Regions from separate parts of the Homo sapiens genome. Here region 2 is linked to region 1. A link is an interaction called in ENCODE POLR2A ChIA-PET data of the cell type or tissue named here. Cell type or tissue: PC-3. All regions are shown on one strand. Each heading gives the region's core, and the rest is flanking DNA. Links, peaks and the distances in the headings are about the cores only.

Evidence for each region. Peaks named below come from ENCODE experiments on the same cell type or tissue, not always from the same donor. Only the 100,000 strongest peaks of a DNase experiment are listed, where the experiment ranks them.
Region 2: POLR2A ChIA-PET joins it to region 1 with 6 read pairs; 2 of 35 experiments call an interaction of 5 or more read pairs at or near these places.

What each region holds. Positions count from the first base shown.
Region 1 is chr16:81,886,681-81,895,592 of GRCh38, reverse strand. It overlaps PLCG2 (phospholipase C gamma 2), which reads right to left. Exons shown (of 33, transcript NM_002661.5): 10 at 6,320-6,421; 11 at 4,003-4,121; 12 at 1,799-1,884. Among named protein-coding and RNA genes, the nearest start is that of PLCG2, 110 kb to the right of the region's middle. In PC-3, for the core only: a CTCF peak has its summit at 5,049 (motif pointing left); a DNase peak (open chromatin) is centred at 5,042; H3K27ac peaks cover 917 bases.
Region 2 is chr16:81,418,168-81,429,613 of GRCh38, reverse strand. No RefSeq gene overlaps it. Among named protein-coding and RNA genes, the nearest start is that of CMIP, 21 kb to the left of the region's middle. RefSeq lists enhancers at 4,456-4,750, 4,619-4,758. In PC-3, for the core only: no CTCF peak of the experiment used is centred there; a DNase peak (open chromatin) is centred at 4,613.

The sequences.
Region 1 (8,912 bases), core at 116-5,115:
AATGCTGCTTTTTTTTTCATTTTTTTTTTTTTTAAGACAGAGTCTCGCTCTGTTGCCCAGGCTGGAGTGCAGTGGCACAATCTCGGCCCATTGCAATCTCCGCCTCCCGGGTTGAAGCAATTCCCCTGCCTCAGCCTCCTGAGTAACTGGGACTACAGGCGCGTACCATCACGCTCGGCTAATTTTTTTGTATTTTAGTAGAGACAGGGTTGCACCATGTTGGCCAGGGTGGTCTCAATCTCCTGACCTCATGATCCATCCACCTCAGCTTCCCAAAGTGCTGAGATTACAGGCGTGAGCCACCACGCCCAACCTCAATGCTTCTTTTTAAAGAAGATTTTACCACGTGTTTTATTTTCTGACTTTACCTGTTGAAAACCTTGACTGCCTTTTCTGCCCGTGGAAATGATACAGAGCAATGAGAAATTTATTTGTAAAGGTTCACAGTAATATTTTCAAACAGAAATGGGTCATGTGGAAGATGAACATCCCCAATCTTTTGGACCCCTGGAGGGCACAGGAGCTGACTGCTTCAAGCTTTACTTTTAAACATTTGTTTTTTCCTGAGGGAGGAGAAAAATCATAAACGGGAAGAAAGTCTATAGAGTAACTGCTACAAAACGTTGCTTCCATGATGAGTCGTTTTGGTAACACTGGAGCCTAAGTCAGTAGTTGATGCCTTTTTTATTTTATTTATTTATTTTTTATTTTTATTTTTTTGAGACAAAGTCTCCCTCTGTTGCCCAGGCTGGCGTGCAGCGGCGCGATCTCAGCTTACTGCAACCTCTGCCTCCCAGGCTCAAGTGATTCCTGTGCCTCGGCCTCCCAAGCAGCTGGGATTACAGATGTGCACCACCACGCCTGGCTAATTTCTGTATTTTTAGTAGAGAAAGGGTTTCGCCATGTTGGCCAGACTGATCTCAAGCTCCTGATCTCAAGTGATCCGCCCACCTCGACCTCTCACAGTGCTGGGATTACAGGCATGAGACACCACGACAAGCTGGTTGTTGCCTTTTCTCAGCCAAATGCACCCATGAGCCTTTGGTGAGAGAGAGGCCGGAAGGAAAATAGCCAGAGAGGCTATGAGAAGGAAGGAGGGAAATAAGGCGTCTGCCATCTGCCCAGGCAGAGATGCCACCTGACCCTTCTTTTCTTTTCAGTTTAGACACAGAGTCTCGCTCTGTTGCCCAGGCTAGAGTGCAGTGGCACAATCACAGCTCACCACAGCCTCAACCTCCTGGGCTCAAGCGATCCTCCCACCTCAGCCTCCCAAGTTGTTGGGACCACAGGCGCATGCCACTACACACAGCTAATTTTTTTACTTTTCGTAATGATACGATCTCACCATGTCGCCCAGGCTGGTCTCAAACTCTTGGCCTCATACAATCCTCCCACTTCAGCCTCCTGAAGTGCTGGGATTACAGGCATGAGCCACCATATCCAGCCCTGACCATTCTTTTCACATTTGCTCAGAGACCCCCCAATCCAGGTGATACGCGGTACCTGTGCACACCTAGGACCCAGCTGCCAAAACACAGCGGGTGTCTGTTTGCCTTCCTCTAATACCAGCCCAGGAGGAAGCTGAGGAGATACAGATGACAGGGACTCCGTCTCAAAAAAAAAAAAAAAAAGAAAGAAAAAAGAAAACAAAGAAACATCACACTCTAACTCCATAAATATGCACAGTTATTATGTGTCCATTAAAACCTTTTTACAATTCGAAAGAAAACATGGAGCAACCACATGGTTATCCTCAATTTGCTGCGAGCCTGACCTCCACCAAGAAGGAGCTACTCACGTTCAATGCAGCGACAGCCCATGCGCAGGCAGCGGATGTAAGCTTCTGGGGACGACTCGCTCCGCAGCTGGTCACCTGTAAGGTACCTGCAGGAGAGAAGGCAGGTGGCCGTGTGAGAGTGGCAGCCACAGGGGTTGGGGGGCAAGCCTGCACCTCAGGGTGTTGTGGGGGAACTTCTCCGCCCGAGCCGCCAAAGCTCTGAGTTCTTCCATGTAGAAAGACTCAAAGCTAAGGCCTAGGACAGAAATACACAATCCCACGGTCACACTGGGCATGAGCTCTGAAGTCAGGCCACAATCGCAGGAAGTGACTGCTGACCACCTGGGCAATGCAAGCGTGGAGAGGACGTGTTCTTTTGAGGAGAAGTTGGTCAAAGCACGTCAGAAGCAAAAAAAGCTGCAGAAGATGAATTAACAAGGCCCCATGGCCGCTCTCTGGGTCCTCGGTCTAAACAAAGATGGGCACTTCTTTTGATATCAAGGCTTGAGGCCAGGCACAGAACAGATATTCAACAACTGTTGGTGCAATCGGCTATGCTAGGAGCCATATCCACCAAAACTGCCGTAAGAATGACTCTTTAATGCACTTTCCTCCTTGTCATGATTCACCCCAACTTTTTTAAAATTTGTGTTCCGAGGCCAAGCACGATGGCTCATGCCTGTAATCCCAGCACTTTGGCAGGCTGAGGCGGGCAGATCACGAGGTCAGGTGTTCAAGACCAGCCTGGCCAACATAGTGAAATTCTGTCTCTACTAAAAATACAAAAACAAAACAAAACAAAACAAAACAGGGCATGGTGGCTCGTGCCCGGAGTCCCAGCTACTCGGGAGGCTGAGGCAGGAGAATCTGTTGAACCGGGAAAGCGGAGGTTGTGAGCTGAGATCGCACCAATGCACTCCAGCCTGGGCAACAGAGTGAGACTCTGTCTCAAAAAAAAAAAAAAAAAAGTTTATGTTCCTCACACTAGGTTCTGTCAGAGGGTGGTAGGAGGGACAGGATCAGGAAAAATAACTAATGGGTAGTAAGTAGGCTTAATGCCTGGGTGACAAAATAATCTGCACAGCAAACCTCCATGACACAAGTTGACCCGTTTAACAAACCTGCACATGTACCTCTGAACTGAAAATAAAAGTTTTTTTTTTAAGTTTGTATTTCTTAACTGTCTTCTAGGTTTTCTAGAATTCACCATGCTGAAACACAAACTCTTAAAATGATGGGCATGGTGGGGAAGAGAGAACTGTGAAATCAATTTCCCCCTGAAAGACATTTTACCTTCCCAAATGCCTGGAGCATAACACCATAAAAAGCCTTTTCCCAGATGACCCCCTGGAATGTCACTTAGGAAAGTCCCCACCCACAGCTGTGGGGGCCATCACCCAAGGACTTCACCCCTCACCCAATAAGACAGACTAAATACTGGAACATCAGCGCAACATCCTGTATCCTCCTTCTGTTGCAATCAGAGTAACCATCCCAAGAGCCCCCTGTGAGCATCTCATCTTCTGGTTAAAAGTCGTCAGGGTCTCCCCGACAGCTCTCACGGTGACCTACAAGATCCTGCTCCAGCAGGACCTGCCTTCCTCCCCTCCTGACACCGCTCTCCTGGATTCTGCACTCCAGCCTTAGCAGACTCCTCTCAGTTGTTCCTGCCCCAGGGCCTTGGCACATGCTGCTCCTCTGTCTGAAACACTTCTCCTTGCCTTACCACCTGCTCCCCACATCAGCAAGTCCTATTCTGTGGTTAACTTTCAATGGAGGTCTTCCTCCCAGCACATGAGGACATGGCTGCTGCCGGTTCACAGCCACATCCCCAGCTCCCAGCAGGCACAGGGTACACACTCCCTATAAGTCAATTCAATGAGTCACTGAATTGCTTTGCTGTGGCTACTGTGAGATGCCCAAATCGTGAAAAACTAAGTTTACTATGTTACTTTAGTTACTAAGTTACATAAACTAAGTTACTTTTGTTTTTACTAGCTTTTTAGGGCCACAGAAAAGAGATTATTATTACAATGCCAGCTGACAAAGGGAAGTGTGTTCCCAGCCCCTTCCAGAAGCTTCTGTGTATTTTAGTCCAAGGAATGCGGTGCTACACCCTCCACCTGCTTCACAACAGGGCTCACCGGAGCGGCGTATCGGACCCCTGCCTCAACCCTCACGTGCTCTGTGCTGCCCAACCCATCACAGGCTCATCTGAAACTCACGTGTTATGTGACGAGGAGATCCAGTAATGAGACAGGGGGTTGTTCATGTCCTGCATGTCCACCGCGTCATACTTCTCATCCCAGATGCTGTTTTCTCGTGAAAACAGGTACGTGAGGAACTAAAAGAGTCAAACACGAAGACCGAATCATCACGTTGACGGGCAGGATGGTGTCTGCTTGTTTCTGGTCTGCGCCCACCAGGGGGGAAGAACAGCTCTGATGCGGGAAATCAACAGGCGGTCTCCAGACCTCAGTTACCCACGTTTTCAATACCGAAGGCTCAGGCTGCAATGGGCTGCAGCGACATATTTGTTCCATGGACCTAGACAATATTTTCCTTTGTAATGTTTATCCTAAAATATTTGCTACTGCAAGGGTTTATGCTTACCATATATACATTGTTGTTGGTTTTTCTTTCTTTGTTTTTTCACACTGAGTCATGCTCTGTTGCCCAGGCTGGAGTGCAGTGGCACAATTTCAGCTCACTGCAACCTCCACCTCCTGGGTTGAAGCGATTCTCCTGCCTCAACCTCCCAAGCAGCTAGGATAACAGGCGTGCACCACCACACCAGGCTAATTTTTGTATTTTTAGTAGAGACAGAATTTTACCATGTCGGCCAGGCTGGTCTCAAACTCCTAACCTCAAGCGATCCACCCGCCTCAGCCTCCCAAAGTGCTGGGATTACAGGCGTGAGCCACTGCACCCGGCCTCATATATACAATTTAAAGCATAATAGTAGCATGAATATTTGTGAACCCACGACCCAACTTAAGAAACAGAGTGTTATCCATATCAGAATGTTGAAAGGGCAGGAAATTTCAAGTTACAATTCCTGGCCCCTTAAAAAAAAATGCTTTAGCGATCTGGGCCTAATTTCTGCTGCGTGAGAACGACCTCATATGGGTCAGTCGCTCCCCAGTTCCACCTCCCCTCCTTCCCTATGCAAGGTCAAAGGCAACCATTCTGACCAGCAAGCACCCAGACACCTTCGCATTCTGTTTCTGTGCTTGCAATGGTTCAACTCTCCCTGGTGGCAGATGCCCTCTAGTGGCAAAATCAATAATCCCACCCAGGCAACACGGTCAGTAGAGAAGAGTAAGAAAGGGCTATGAAACTGCCTTTCCAAAATCAGAACAACAAGAAAATTATGACAGTGAAACAGATCTGATCTAACCAACCTCTATCTTGCCTTTAACCTCCAAACTGCCCTTAATTATTCCTGGGCTTGGGCCAAGCTAACTTTGGAAAACATTTAGTTTATAGTTTAAATACCAGCCCTTCCCCCAAAATAAACTGCCTTTGTAAAGCTAAGGTAAGACCAGGTTAGGAGGATGAGAGGAGCCTGGATTCTGCTAAGGTGGAGACTAACTGGTTACCAGCCATTTTTCTGGAGGTTACAAGATTAGCAACTTCCTCAGTTACTCCTACAGATAACATCACTGTGGTTTAACCTAAGATTGGCCTTTTGAGACGTCTTTTCGGGCGTTCGCATGGCTCTACCTGGACCGCCCACTGGTCCTGTGGCCCCACCCAGAAGCACACTATTTTCCACAACCATATGATTGCATCTCCAACCAATCAGCAGCACCCTTTCCCTGGCCCGCCAAACAATCTTTAAAAAAAAACCCTAGCCTCCGCCAGGTGCGGTGGCTCACACCTATAATCCCAGTACTTTGGGAAGCTGAGGCGGGCTGATCACAAGGGTCAGGAAGTCGACACCAGCCTGGCCAACATAGTGAAACCCTGTCTACTAAAAATACAAAAAAAATTAGCCAGACATGGTGGACAGCGCCTATAATCCCAGCTACTCGGGAGGCTGAGGCACGAGAATCACTTGAACCTGGGAGGCGGAGGTTGCAGTGAGGTGAGATCCCACCACTGCACTCCAGGCTGGGTGACAGACTGAGACTCCATCTCAAAAACAAACACACAAGCAAACAAACAAAAACATAAAAAAACGAAACTCCAGCCTCTGAAAGGGAGGATGATTTGAGTAATAATAAAACTCCAGTCTCCCATTCAGCTGGCTCTAAGTGAGTTAAGCTCTTTCCCTATTGCAATTCCCCTGCCTTGATCAATCGGTTCTGTCTAGGCAGCAGGCAAAATGAACCCACTGGGCAGTTACAGTTACAGTAATCTAGAACCTGGGAGAAAAAAGAAAAGAAAAGAAAAGAAACAATCCCAGCTAACCAGTCAGTCGAGGCAACATCATACAGCAAAGTTCTCCAAGGAAAGACAAACAGAAAATAAACCTCAGAAAGCACAGACATCAATCAAAAAGTCACCCCCAAGCGACAACAAGCCCAGCCTACTCACCTCATCCACAAACAAGAAAGGCTCAGCAGTTTCACGCATGGTGTCATCAATGAACTTTGTCATCCGCTCACGGACTTTGTTCAGATCCTGAGCCCAATGCTCCTTAAAATGACAAAGAGAACGAGAGATCAGCAAAGTGAGAACTGATAAAATTCTTCATTTCCCAGGGTCCATCCAGTCGCAATCGAAGACTGAAACATCAACCAATTCCGAATTCACTTGCAATCGACCACCACATGTTGAGGCCTCATTCTGCACATGGCCCTCTGCCAGGGGTCAGCAAATGTTCTCTGCAGAGAGCCAGAGGTAAATATTTTGGGCTCTCTGAGCCATACGGTGTCTGTCGCAACCACTCAACTCCGCTGTTGTGTTGCAAAAGCAGCCACAGATGATCCGTAGGCAAATGGGCATGGTTGTATTCCAACAATATTTTGTTTATAAAAACAAGTGGTCAGCTATATTTGGTCCATAGGTCATGGTTTGCCAGCTCCTGCCCTATGATAGCTCTTTACGTTTGTTAGTATGAAGCAGCCTGGGGGCATAGTAGTTACATCAGCCTTCCAGGTCACTTACCTGGGTTGGCATCTCATTCCACCTAGTTGACCTTGGGCAAGTTACATACCGTCTCTGTGCCTCCCCATCCATGAAGTGGGAATAAGAGTATCTACCACACAGTTTCTGTGAAGCATTGTATGAAATGTACACTGTATGAAGCATTGTATAAAATCTTATTAGGTTATGTGCCTAATGCAGCACCTGGTGCACAGAAAGTGCTCAGACCCACTTTGGTAGGCCGAGGCGGGTGGACTGCCTGAGCTCAGGAGTTTGAGACCAGCCTGGCCAACATGGTGAAACCCCATCTCTACTAAAATACAAACATTTTTTTTTTCTTTAAATCAGCTTGGCGTGGTGGCAGGTGCCTGTAATCCCAGCTACTCAGGAGGCTGAGGCAAGAGAATTGCTTGAACCCAAGAGGCGGAGGTTGCAATGAACCGAGGTTGTACCATTGCACTCCAGCCTGGACAACAGAGTGAAACTCTGTCTCAAAAAAAAAGAAAGTACTCTGACCGTGGCAGCTTGTGCAAACAAGCATCTTTCTTCCTCCTATGGTCATCTCACTTAGTCCACACAACTCCGCAAGTCATTTATTGCCATTGTCATTTTACAGAAAAGGAAACAGAGGCCCAGGAACAATACCTCATGATCCTAAGCTCACACAGCTTGTAAACTGCAGAGTCTCAGCTCCAAATAACGAAACTGATATGGAATGTAATCATATGCCCTCTTTTCAAAAGAATAGGCAAACAGGGCTGCTGAAACACTGATAACGTCTGAAATATACATGACCAGTTCCAAAGCAGCTGCTGCACAGTCCTAGACATTCTAGAAACCCTTTAAAAAAAGAATGCATAATATTAAGTAACTGTTGCTTTCCTCTCCATGCCCTGAAATCCCAAATATTCATAGGAAAAGGGGATGAAATATGACATGTAAATTCAACTTTGATCAATGCTTTCTTCACTTCAAATATTCTAACAACTTTATCTTTATGACTAATAGAAGCAAATATGCGACCAGATGTGTGTGTGCTTAGATGGGAAGGGCTGGATGCAATGTCCGAAACAATGAAAAATAGAAGAACAGACACAAATCAGGTGGTGACCAGCAGGCTGGTGACATGCATGGGTGCAAGACAAAAATGAACTGCTGTTGACTCTTGCAAATATGCCTGGATCAGGGGCCCAAAACAGCTAGGAAGGTGGGAAACTACAAGCTCATTTGAATACAGAGGTGTCAGAATCTTTGAATACTAGAACATGAAACCCAAATTGTGGGATATTTTATTAAAATACTAGGCCGGGCGTGGTGGCTCATGCCTGTAATCCTAGCACTTTGGGAGGCCGAGGTGGGCGGATCATGAGGTCAGGAGATCGAGACCATCCTGGCTAACACGGTGAAACCCCGTCTCTACTAAAAACACAAAAAATTAGCTGGGCGTGGTGGCGGGTGCCTGTAGTCCCAGGTACTCGGGAGGCTGAGGCAGGAGAATGGCGTGAACCCAGGAGACAGAGTTTGCGGTGAGCAGAGATCGCGCCACTGTACTCCAGCCTGTGTGACAGAGCGAGACTCCATCTCAAAAGAAAAAAAAAAAAAACAACTTTGCCTGGCCAAGATGTCCCAAAGAGGCTGGAGGCATTCTCCTTCCTTCCCCCTACAAAGTTTTTGCATTTATCAAAAGGCATGGGTACTTAGCTAATATAACCTGGCCCTGGACTGGCTGCAAAGAAAGAAATCTTCTACCTAAAGAAGACTGAAATGTCAATATTCTAGGGGTTATAAAATGCATCCACTTGGTGTAGGGTATTGCACTAGATACCTGTAATAGTGAAAATGGCAAAGAATAAGGATGAAAATAAAAATAAATGGCGATGGCCATCAACACTGAGCACTGACTCTATACTCGGCCCCACACGGTGTCTCATCTTGAACTTACCACCACCCCAGGAGGTACAGGTTATTCTCCATGTTATATAAATGGGGAAACAGAGGAGAGGCTTCTAGTCATTAAGTAAGTGGTCCCAGTCATGAGCCT
Region 2 (11,446 bases), core at 2,570-7,569, 470 kb after region 1:
AGACCTCCCCCAACTGATCTCCTCCTTTTTTCCTCTGGCCTCTGATGGAGCCTGCCAAAGGCCTGTGTATTTCTCACCTGCCTGCTTATCATCTAAGTTAGTGGTGACAAGTCCCTGGGGAGGTTCATTTTCCTCCTGTTCCATCTGCCCCAGCCCCTTGAAACCCTGCTGCGCACTCTGCCTTGCTCCCTGATGATGTGTGCTGTTGCTTCCACCAGCTCTTGGGAGTTCTGCAACTTTCCACACCTTTCCTGGTGCTTTCTCTGGGCCTCCCTCCTGGTGTCACCATCCTCAGCCCTAGAGAAGGCTCTGAGCCTTGTCCCTTGCCCTGGTTCCACTGCAGCCATTTCCCTGGAGCCCCTCTGGCTCAGGTTCGCACTCCCTTCCCCCTTGCTCCACCACCTTCAGCTGCCCGATGCTGGCAAATCTTCCCATTGGCCAATTGCCTGGGGCAAGCCCAGCAAAGAGTGCAGACAAACCCCCTGGTGGCCACAAAACAATGTGGCCATAACAAGTCTAGGAACTCTTTAAAAAAATTTTTTTTTTCAAAAATGATATATTTTTGGCCAGGCTCTCACGCCTGTAACCCCAGCACTTTGGGGAGCCGAGGCAGGCGGATCACTTGAGGTCAAGAGTTCAAGACCAGCATGGACAACATGGAGAAACCCTGTCTCTACTGAAAATACAAAAATTATCCAGGCATGGTGGTGGGCGCCTGTAATCCCAGCTACTCAGGAGGCTGAGGCAGGGGAATTGCTTGAACCCAGGAGTCAGAGATTGCAGTGAGCCGAGATGGTGCAACTGCACTCCAGCCTGGGCAACAGAGCAAGACTCCATCTCAACGAGAAAAAAGAGAGACTTTTTTACTTGGAAAAATAAGAAGATACAGATAAATTAAAAAGCCAATAATAATCAGTTCAAGAATATTAATTAGGTACATACTATAGTCTAAACACTATGTACTTAGCTTATTTGGTCCTCAAAATAAGAGAAATTCTATAGGGCAATGACATAGTGTCTTCAACAAATAAATGGCAAGAAAAAAATGTGAAAGGGGGATAGTATTTTGGATGAAAAGAGACTTAAAAGGATTATGGACTGTAGAGAAACAGGCAGATGGATGGAGGACAGAACAGCTGCAGTAATGGGTTAATAGCTGCGTCTAGGGGCTTATTCAGGTGCTCGCTGTAGAATTCATTCCCGTTTGCTGTAGATTGAAAATTGACCTAATAAAATGCTGGGGTTTGGAGGAGGATCTATCAGCCGAACATAATGTGAGGGCTTTGTGGATCTTGATTGAAACAAATCACATGTAAAAAGACATTTATGGGATAATGGAGGATGAATGAACAGTGATTAGATATTAGATGTTATTAGGAAATTGCTTAGAAAAATTATACGTACGTGTATTAATGATATCATAGAAATTTTTTAATTTTTAACAGAGTCTCCAGGCTTGGGATTTGCTTGAAAATAACCAGTAGGGATGAGGCTGGGGAGGTAGAGATGAAACAAGATTGGCAATTCACTGATAATTGTTGAAGATGGGTGCTGGATAATGGAGGTTCATTAACTATTCCTTCTTCTTTTGTCAACAGCTGAAAATTCTGATAATAAAAAATTAAAACCTGGGCAACATGGCGAAACCCTCTCTCTACAAAAAACACAAAAATTAGCGGGGCATGGTGGCGTGTGCCTGGAACCCCAGCTGCTTGAGGGGCCGAGGTGGGGGGATCACTTGAGCCTGGAAGATAGAGGCTGCAGCGAGTTGTAATCAAGCTGTGATCATGCCACTATGCTCCAGTGACAGAATGAGACCCTCTCTCAAAAAACAAAACAAAACAAAACAAAACAAAACAAAAAAAAACTATGAGGTAGGCGCTATTATTTTGCAGCCGAGGACACTGAAATGAGGTCTAGAGGTGTCGAGTAATTTACCCAAGATTCCCTCTGTCACCACATCCCTGAATGTAGATTAAAAAAAAAAAAAATTCCTGCCTGTCATCCCATCACCTCCTCTTAACATCTTGATGGAGATCCTTCTAGATCTATGCATATAAAAGGACTTTAAATGGCTAGAAAATGTACATACTGCATGAGTCTACCCTTGTGCACCACCAATGACGCTAGTGTGTCCTTGAGCATAAATTTCTGATGTAGAGCTACGAAAAGGAAGTAACACATACGGAGCGCCTGTTCTGAGCTAAGCACTCTCACTGCACCACTTAGAAGAGCCTCATTAATCCTCCGGCAACTCTGGCAGGTGAGCACCATGGTCTCCATTTTTACAGAGAAGGAAGCAAACTCAGGAAGGAGAACTGCCTTGCCCAAGGTCACAGCGCTAATAATTGATGTAGAGTCAAGGGTTGGTGATGGGACTTGACTTTATTAAACACCTGCTTCTCCTCTTGACTGTAACCTTCAGGAAGGCGGCCATCTTGTCTGCTTTCTTGGGCCTGTTGTCCTGGAGCCTGAACAGGATTAATAAATATTCCTGGCCGGATGCGGTGGCTCACGCCTGTAATCCCAGCACTTTGGGAGGCTGAGGCGGGCGGATCACGAGATCAGGAGATGGAGACCATCCTGGCTAACACGGTGAAACCCCGTCTCTACTAAAAATACAAAAATTAGCCGGGCGTGGTGGCAGGCGCCTGTAGTCCCAGCTACTCGGGAGGCTGAGGCAGGAGAATAGCGTGAACCGGGGAGGCGGTGTTTGCAGTGAGCTGAGATCGCACCACTGCACTCCAGCCTGGGCGACAGAGCGAGACTCCATCTCAAAAAAAAAAAAAAAAAAGATTATTTGAATGAACAAAGGCACTAAAAAAGAGCTCTAGCTGGGATTTGAACGTCCTTCCTCCAATCTAATAGCATACTAGGAGTCCTTTCTAAAGAACTGTGGTAAAACACACATAAGAAAATTTACCATCTTGAGCATTTTAGGTGTACGGTTCAGTGGCATTAGATACATTCACACTGTCATGCAACCGTAAGTACCTTCCATCTCCAGAACTTTTCTCATCTTGCAAAACTGAAATTCCATGCCCGTGAAACAGTAAGTTCCCATTCGCCCATCCTGTAGCCCCTGGCAATCACCATTCTACTTTCTGTCTCCATGAATTTTTTTTTTTTTTTTTTTTTTAAATAAGAGACAGTCTTGCTCTGTCACCTGGGCTGGAGTGCAGTGACACAATCTCGGCTCACTGCAACCTCTGCCTCCCGGGTTCAAGCAATTCTCCTGCTTCGGCCTCCTGAGTAGCTGGGATTACAGGTGCCCTGGGATTACACCACGCCTGGCTAATTATTTTTTGAGATGGAGTCTCGCTCTATTGCCCAGGCTGGAGTGCAGTGGCGCGATCTCAGCTCACTGCAACCTCTGCCTCCTGGGTTCAAGCGATTCTCTTGCCTCAGCCTCCTGAGTAGCTGGGACTACAGGCGCGTGTCACCACGCCTGGCTAATTTTTTTTGTGTTTTTTTTTTTTTTTTTAGTAGAGATGTGGTTTCACCGTGTTAGCCAGGATGGTCTCGATCTCCTTACCTCATGATCCGCCTTCCTCGGCCTCCCAAAGTGCTGGGATTATAGGTGTGAGCCACTGCGCCTGGCTATAATTTTTTTATTTTTAGTAGAGACGGGGTTTCATCATGTTAGGATGGTCTCGATCTCCTGATCTCATGATCTGCCCACCTTGGCCTCCTAAAGGGCTGGGATTATGGATGTGAGCCACCGCACCCAGCCTCCATGAATTTGATTACACTGCCTACCTCATGTCAGTGGAATCATACAGTACATAGCTTTTTGCGACTGGAGTATTTCCCTTAGTACAATGTCCTCATGGTTCACTTATGATGTAGCATGAGTCTGAATTTCCCTCCTTTTTATGGCTGAAGAATATCCCATTGTATGGATAGACCAGAATTTGTTTATCCATTTGTCCATCAATGGACAGTTGGGTTGTTTCCACCTTTTGGCTTATTGCGAATGCTGCTGCCATGAACATGGGGGTACAAATATGTCTTGGAGTCTCTGTTTGCAATTCTTGTTGTTATATACCCAGAAGGGGATTGCTGGGTCATGTGGCACTTCTGTTTTTCTAGGCACTTCTTTTAATTAATTTTTTTTTTGAGACAGATTCTCATTTTGTCACCCAAGCTGAAGTACAGTGGCACAACCATGGCTCACTACAGCGTCGACCTCCCAGGCTCAAGTGATCCTCCCATTTCAGACCCTCAAGTGCCTGGGAGTACAGGTGTGTACCATCACACCCGGCTAGTTTTATTTTTATTTTTTGTAGAGGTGAGGTTGTTGCCTAAGCTGGTCTCAAACTCCTGGGCTCAAGTGATCTTCCTGCTTCAGTCTCCCAAAATGCTGGGATTACAGGCATGAACCACCTCACCCAGCCTGAGTTAATTTTTATTCCGTATTTTTTGCCTAACCATAGCTTTTCTGTTGCCATGTTTTTTGTCATTTTGATGACCACACATGGGTCTCAGGAGGTTGAATGATTCCTGTAGTCTTTGTGGAAGCTGCCCCTCCTCTAGGAACCTCCTTCCTGTCTGTCCCTGGTGGTGAGTCCTGCTTCAGGGACTCAACTCATCCTTCATGACTCCAAGGACTAGCTGAGACTTCTGGGTAACACCTGGGATTCCCCTTCCTGCCCACTTCCTGTTTGACATTACTCAATGGTTTGGGCCATCACGTGTTGAATGTTCCCTTTCCAGGGAGGACAACAGCTTCTGTCCCTTTTTTTTTTTTTTTTCACTTTGTCACCTGGGCTGGAGTGCAGTGGTGGTGTGATCATGGCTCATTGCAGCCTCAACTTACCAGGCTCAAGCAATCCTCCCACCTCAGCCTCCCAAGTAGCTGGGATTATAGGTGTGTGCCACGATGCCCAGATAATTTGTAAAATTTTTTTGTAGAGACAGGGTCTCCCTATGTTGCCCAGGCTGGTCTTGAACTCCTGGCCTCAAGGAATCTTCCCACCTTGGCCTCCCAAAGAGTTGGGATTATAGATGTAAGCCACCGTGCTCGGCAACTTCTGTCTCTTGCTCTCTACTCTCTCCTTCCCCGTTTATTTCACATTCTCTCACTAATGTTGCATGAATAAATGTTATTGAAGTAATTAAGTAATTACCTCCTCTCCTGGGGGTTGTTTCCAACTTTTTAATATAAGTAACAATGCAACAACAAAAAGAGGTAATTTTTTTCCCCTATACTCATGAATCATTTTCTTAAGATAAATTTCTAAGAGTGGGAGAACGCATCACTGCACTTGTGGGAGCAGGAGGAAATTTTAAAAAATGGCAGATTGGGCAAAATTTATCCAATAAAGGAGCTGGAAGGAAGTGCACGGTGTCAAGGGAACATGGTTGTTGAAGGAGCGCTTTCCCACCATCGTCACTAGGAGCTTTCCTTCCCATTTCACAAACAGATCCTACAGTGGGCTGAATGTTGGTTTCCCCCTCAAAAGATATGCCCACTCAGAATCTGTGAATGTGGCCTTATTTGGAAAAAGGGTCTGAGCAAATGGAATTAAGTGAAGGACCTCAAGATAAATCATCTTTGGATGGACTCTAAATCTGATGACAAGTTATTAGAAGAGCAGGGGAAACAAGACCGAGGCCCAGGGAAGAAGGCAAAGGAAGACAGAGGCAGAGCCAGGAGTGATGTGTCCACAACCAAGGAATCCAAGGCCCCCGGAAGCTGGGAGAGAGGCGTCGAGTGGTTTCTCCCTCAGTGCCTCCAGAAGAAACCAACCCTGCTGACAACTTTGTTTATTCTTTTTAAAAATTTTTTTAAATGTTTAGTTTTCATTTTTTTGGATACATATTAGGCATATATATTTATGGGTTATATGAGATATTTTGATACAAGCATAAAATGTGTAATAATCACATCAGGGTTTTTTCCATTTAAAGCTGTGCTATAGTGACTTTATGTGTATTTTTTCTATACAAGCATTTTTTAACTAATATTTATTTATTTATTTTTAATTTTTTATTTCCATAGATTTTTGGGGAACAGGTGGTACTTGGTTTCATTAGTAAGTTCTTTAGCGGTAATTTGTGAGATTTGGTGCACCCATCACTGGAGCAGTGTACAATGAACCCAATTTGTGGTCCCCAAAGTCCACTGTATCGTTCTCTTTTTCTTTCTTGAGGCGGAGTCTCGCTCTGTCGCCCAGGCTGGAGTGCAGTGGTGTGATCTCGGCTCACTGCAAGCTCCGCCTCCTGAGTTCAAGCAATTCTCCTGCCTCAGCCTCCCGAGTAGCTGGGACTACAGGTGCCCGCCACCATGCCCGGCTAATTTTTTTGTATTTTTAGTAGAGTTGGGGTTTCACCCTGTTAGCCAGGATGGTCTCGATCTCCTGACCTCGTGATGCACCTGCCTCGGCCTCCCAAAGTGCTGGGATTATAGGCGTGAGCCACCGTGCCTGGCCCACTGTATCATTCTTATGCCTTTGCATCCTCATAGCTTAGCTCCCACTTATGAGTGAGAACGTATGATATTTGGGTTTCAATTCTTGAGTTACTTCACTTAGAATAATGACCTCCAGTCTCATCCAGGTTGCTGTGAATGCCATTAATTCATTCCTTTTTATGGCTGAGTAGTATTCCATCATATATATATATATATATATATATATATATATATATATACACACACACACATATATACACACACACATATATATACCACATATATATACCACATATATATACTGTATATATATATGTGGTATATATATATACGGTATATATATGTGGTATATATATATATGGTGTATATATATGTGGTATATATATATATATACCACAGTTCCCTTGTCTACTTGTTGATTGATGGCCATTTGGTTACACATTTTTGCAACTGCAAATTGTGCTGTTATAAACATGCATGTGCAAGTATCTTTTTTGTATAATGACTTTTTTTTGTTTTTCGAGACAGAGTTTTACTCTTGTTGCCCAGGCTGGAGTGCAATGGCATGATCACAGCTCACTGCAGCCTCTGCCTCCCGAGTTCAAGTGGTTCTCCTGCCTCAGCCTCCCAATTAGCTGGGATTACAGGCATGTGCCACCATGCCCAGCTAATTTTGTATTTTTAGTAGAGATGGGGTTTCTCCATGTTGGTCAGGTTGGTCTTGAACTCCCGACCTCAGGTGATCCACCCGCCTTGGCCTCCCAAAGTGCGGGGATTACAGATGTGAGCCACCACTCCCATCCGTATAATGACTTCTTTTCCTCTGGGTAGATATCCAGGAGCGGAATTGCTGGATCAAATGGTAGATCTACTTTCAGTTCTTTTTTTTTGAGATGGAGTTTTGCTCTTGTTGCCCAGGCTGGAGTGCAATGGCGTGATCTCAGCTCACTGCAACCTCCTCCTGGATTCAAGTGATTCTCCTGCCTCAGCCTCCCAGTAGCTGGGATTACAGGACTGCGCCACCACAGTTGGCTGATTTTTTTGTTTTTTGTTTTAGTAGAGATGCGGTTTCTCCATGTTGGTCTCGAACTCTCAACCTCAGGTGATCCGCCTGCCTTGGCCTCCCAAAATTCTGGGATTACAAGCGTGAGCCACTGCGCCCGGCCTTACTTTTGTTCTTTAAGGAATCTCCACACTGTTTTCCATGGTTATATTAGTTTAGTATAACTATGTTTTCCATGGTTATACTAGTTTACATTCCCTCCACCTGCTGACAACCTGATTCGGATTTGTGGCCTCCTGACTTGTGAGAGAATACATTTTTGTTACCTGAAGGCATAAAGTTTGTGGAATTTTGTTCCGGCAGCCTCGGGACTCTCCTATAGTCCTCATCCCTGCAGCCCCTGCCAGAAGAATGCGGCCACCGCTACAGGTGCCAGCTGGACTCACCCTTGGGGCAGGCAAGATGCTTCCTGGTGATGAGTGCCCCACCCTTCGGAGGGAAACACTGGAGCCTGCAGGGCAGAGGACAAGCCTCAGGCCATCGGGGAGAGCAGAGCATGAAACGGGGTGGTGGCAGCCTCTGGCACGGTACTTGGGAAACTAAAATTAGACTATTTTCATATGCCACACACAAATGAATTCCGGGCGGATGGAGGCCAAAATGTGGGAAACAACACTTGAAAATATTTAGTAGAAAATGTAAGACAATATTTCCATAACCTTGGTATAGGGAGGCATTTCTTAAACAAGATGAGCCTTGAAGCTTGAAGCATTTGACTATATTAAAATTACAGAAAAAAAACCCCTGAACATCAAAGGGTACCATAAACAAGTAAAAAGACAAGCTCTAGACCAGCACAAAAGTCTAGCAATGCAAATTAGTAACCAGGATTTACAAAGAAGCCCTGCAAATCGATATGCATGATCAACTCTCAACTCCAACTGCAAAATGGGCAGATATGAATAGGGAATTGCCCAAAGCAGAAGCAATAAGATATGAAAAGATTTTCAATCTAGTCTGGGTGTGGTGAGATCATGCTTGTAATCCCAACACGTAGGAGGCTCAGACAGGAGGACTGCTTGAGCTCAGGAGTTTAAGACCAACCTGGGCAACACAGCAAGACCCTGTCTCTACAAAAACTTTTTTTTTTAAATTAAGTGGGCATGGTGGTGCGCGCCTGTGGTCCCAGCTGCTTGGAAGGTGGAGACAGGAGGATGGCTTGAGCCTGGGAGGTCGAGGCTGCAGGGAGCCATGATTGTGCTATTGCACTCCAGCCTGGGTGACAGATCAAGACCCTGTCTCAAAAACAAAAAATGATTCTCGACCTCACTAAAAAGTATTAGGGGGTACAAATTAAACGACAGTGATACTCCATTGCATCTTCATCAGATTGATAGAAAATAAAAAGTTTGACACAGCCAAAGACCGGTGAGAACTGGAGAGGCCTCGCTGGCAGATGGACATCAGCAGTGGAAGTACTTCCTTCACCTGGTCTTATGGACTGAACTGTGGCCCCCAAATTCAAATGGTGGAGATCTATCCCTCGGCACCTCAGAATGAGACCATATTTGGAAATAGGGCCTTGAAGAGGTAGTAATTAAGGTAAAATAAAGCCGTATGGGTGGGTTCTGATCCTGACATGTGTCCTAATAAGAAGAGGAATTAGGACACAGACACACAGAGGGAAGACCACGTGAAGACAGAGGGTGAAGGGGCCATCTGCAAGCCAGGGAGAGAGGCCTCAGGAGCAGCCAACCCTGCCCACATCGTATTATTATTATTATTTTTTTAAACAGAGTCCCACGCTGTTGCCCAGGCTGGAGTGCAGTGGCGTGATCTCGGCTCACTGCAACCTCTTCCTCCCGAGTTCTAGAGGTTCTTGTTCCTCAGCCTCCCGAGTAGCTGGGATTACAGGCTACTCAAGCACGCACCACCACGCCTGGCTAATTTTTGTATTTTTAGTAGAGACAGGGTTTCACCATGTTGGCCAGGGTGGTCTCAACTCCTTAGCCTCATGTGATCCACCTGCCTCGTCCTCCCAAAGTGCTGAGATTACAGGTGTGAGCCACCACGCCCAGCCCCCTGCCCACACCTTCGACCAAAACGGTGAGAAAAGAAATTTCCGGTGTTTAAGACACCTAGTCTGTGGTATTTTATTATGGCAGCTCTTGTCAACTAACACACCTTGTAAAGTTAACAATGTTCAAATAATCTTCCCTGCAATTTAGCTCTTACATATAAATGTTAGGCCTTTGTTACTCAAACTGTGATTCCTGAACTGGTAGCATCCACGTCAACTGCAAGCTCCTTAGAAATGCAGAATCTTGGCCCCACGCGGACCTCCTGAATTGGAGCCCGCATTTTAACTTTGACTTTTTGTTTAGTTTTGTTTGTTTTTGAGACTGAGATTCACTCTTTTCACCCAGCCTGGAGTGCAATGGCACCATCTCAGTTCACTGCAACCTCCGCCTCCCAGGTTCAAGTAATACTGCCTCAGTGTCCCAAGTAGCTGGATTTTACAGGTGCCTACCACCACACCAAGCTAATTTTTATACTTTTAGTAGAGGTGGGGTTTTGCCATGTTGGTTAGGCTGGTCTTGAACTCCTGACCTCAGGTGATCCACCCGCCTCGGCCTCCCAAAGTGCTGGGATTATAGGCGTGAGCCACCACGCACTTTTTTTTTTTTTTTTTTTTTTTTTTTTTTAAAAAGAGATGCGGTCTTGCTGTGTAGCCCGGGCTGCCAGGCTGGAGTGCAGTGGCTATTCACAGGTGTCATTGAGCTGTAAAGCCTCGAATTCCTTGGCTCAAATAATCTTCCCACCTCAACCTAACTTCGACTTTTAGCTAGTGATTCTTTTTCTCAAACTTTATTTATTTATTTACTTATTTTTTAATTCTTTGAGACAGAGTCTCACTCTGTCACCCCGGCTGGAGCGCAGTGCTGCGATCGATCTCGGCCCACTGCAACCTCCACTTCCTGCCTCAAGCCATCCTCCAGCCTCAGTCTCCCCAGGTAGCTGGGACCACAGGTGTGAGCCACCATGCCCAGTTCATTGTTGTATTTTTTATAGAGATGCGGTGTCACTATGTTGCACAAGCTAGTCTCAAACTCCTGAGCTCAAGGCGATCAGCCCACCTCACCTCCTAAGGATTACAGGTGCAAGCCACCACACCAGGCCTTTTCTCAAACTTTAATATTCACACACATCACCTGGGGGTCTTGTCAAAATGCAGATTCTGTCAAAGCACTATTCACAATAGCAAAGACATGCAATCAACCTAGATGCCCATCAACAGTGGACTAAATAAAGAAAATGTGGGCCTGGCGCGGTGACTCATGCCTGTAATCCCAACACTTTGGGAGGCCGAGGCGGGCAGATCACCTGAGGTCGGGAGTTTGAGACCAGCCTGACCAACATGGAGAAACCCTGTCTCTACTAAAAATACAAAATTAGCCGGGCGTGGTGGCACATGCCTGTAATCTCAGCTATTTGGGAGGCTGAGGCAGGAGAATTGCTTGAACCCGGGAGGCAGAGGTTGCAGTGAGCCGAGACGGTGCCATTGCACTCCAGCCTGGGTAATAAGAGCGAAACTCTGTCTCAAAAGAAAAAGAAAAAGAAAAAAAAAGAAAACGTGGTACACATGCACCATGGAATACTATGCCACCATAAAAAACAACAAAATCAGGCCCGGCGCGGTGGCTCACACCTGTAATCCCAGCACTTTGGGAGACCAAGGTGGGCAGATCACGAGGTCGGGAGATGGAGACCATCCTGGCTAACACGGTGAAACCCTGTCTCTACTAAAAATGCAAAAAATTAGCCGGGTGTGGTGGTGGGCATCTGTAGTCCCAGCTACTCGGGAGGCTGAGGCAGGAGAACGGCGTGAACCCGGGAGGCGGAGCTTGCAGTGAGCCGAGATTGCACCACTGCACTCCAGCCTGGGCGACAGAGGGAGACTCCATCTCAAAAAAAAAAAAAAAAAAAAAAAAAAAGAACAAAATCATGTCCTTTACAGCAACATGGGT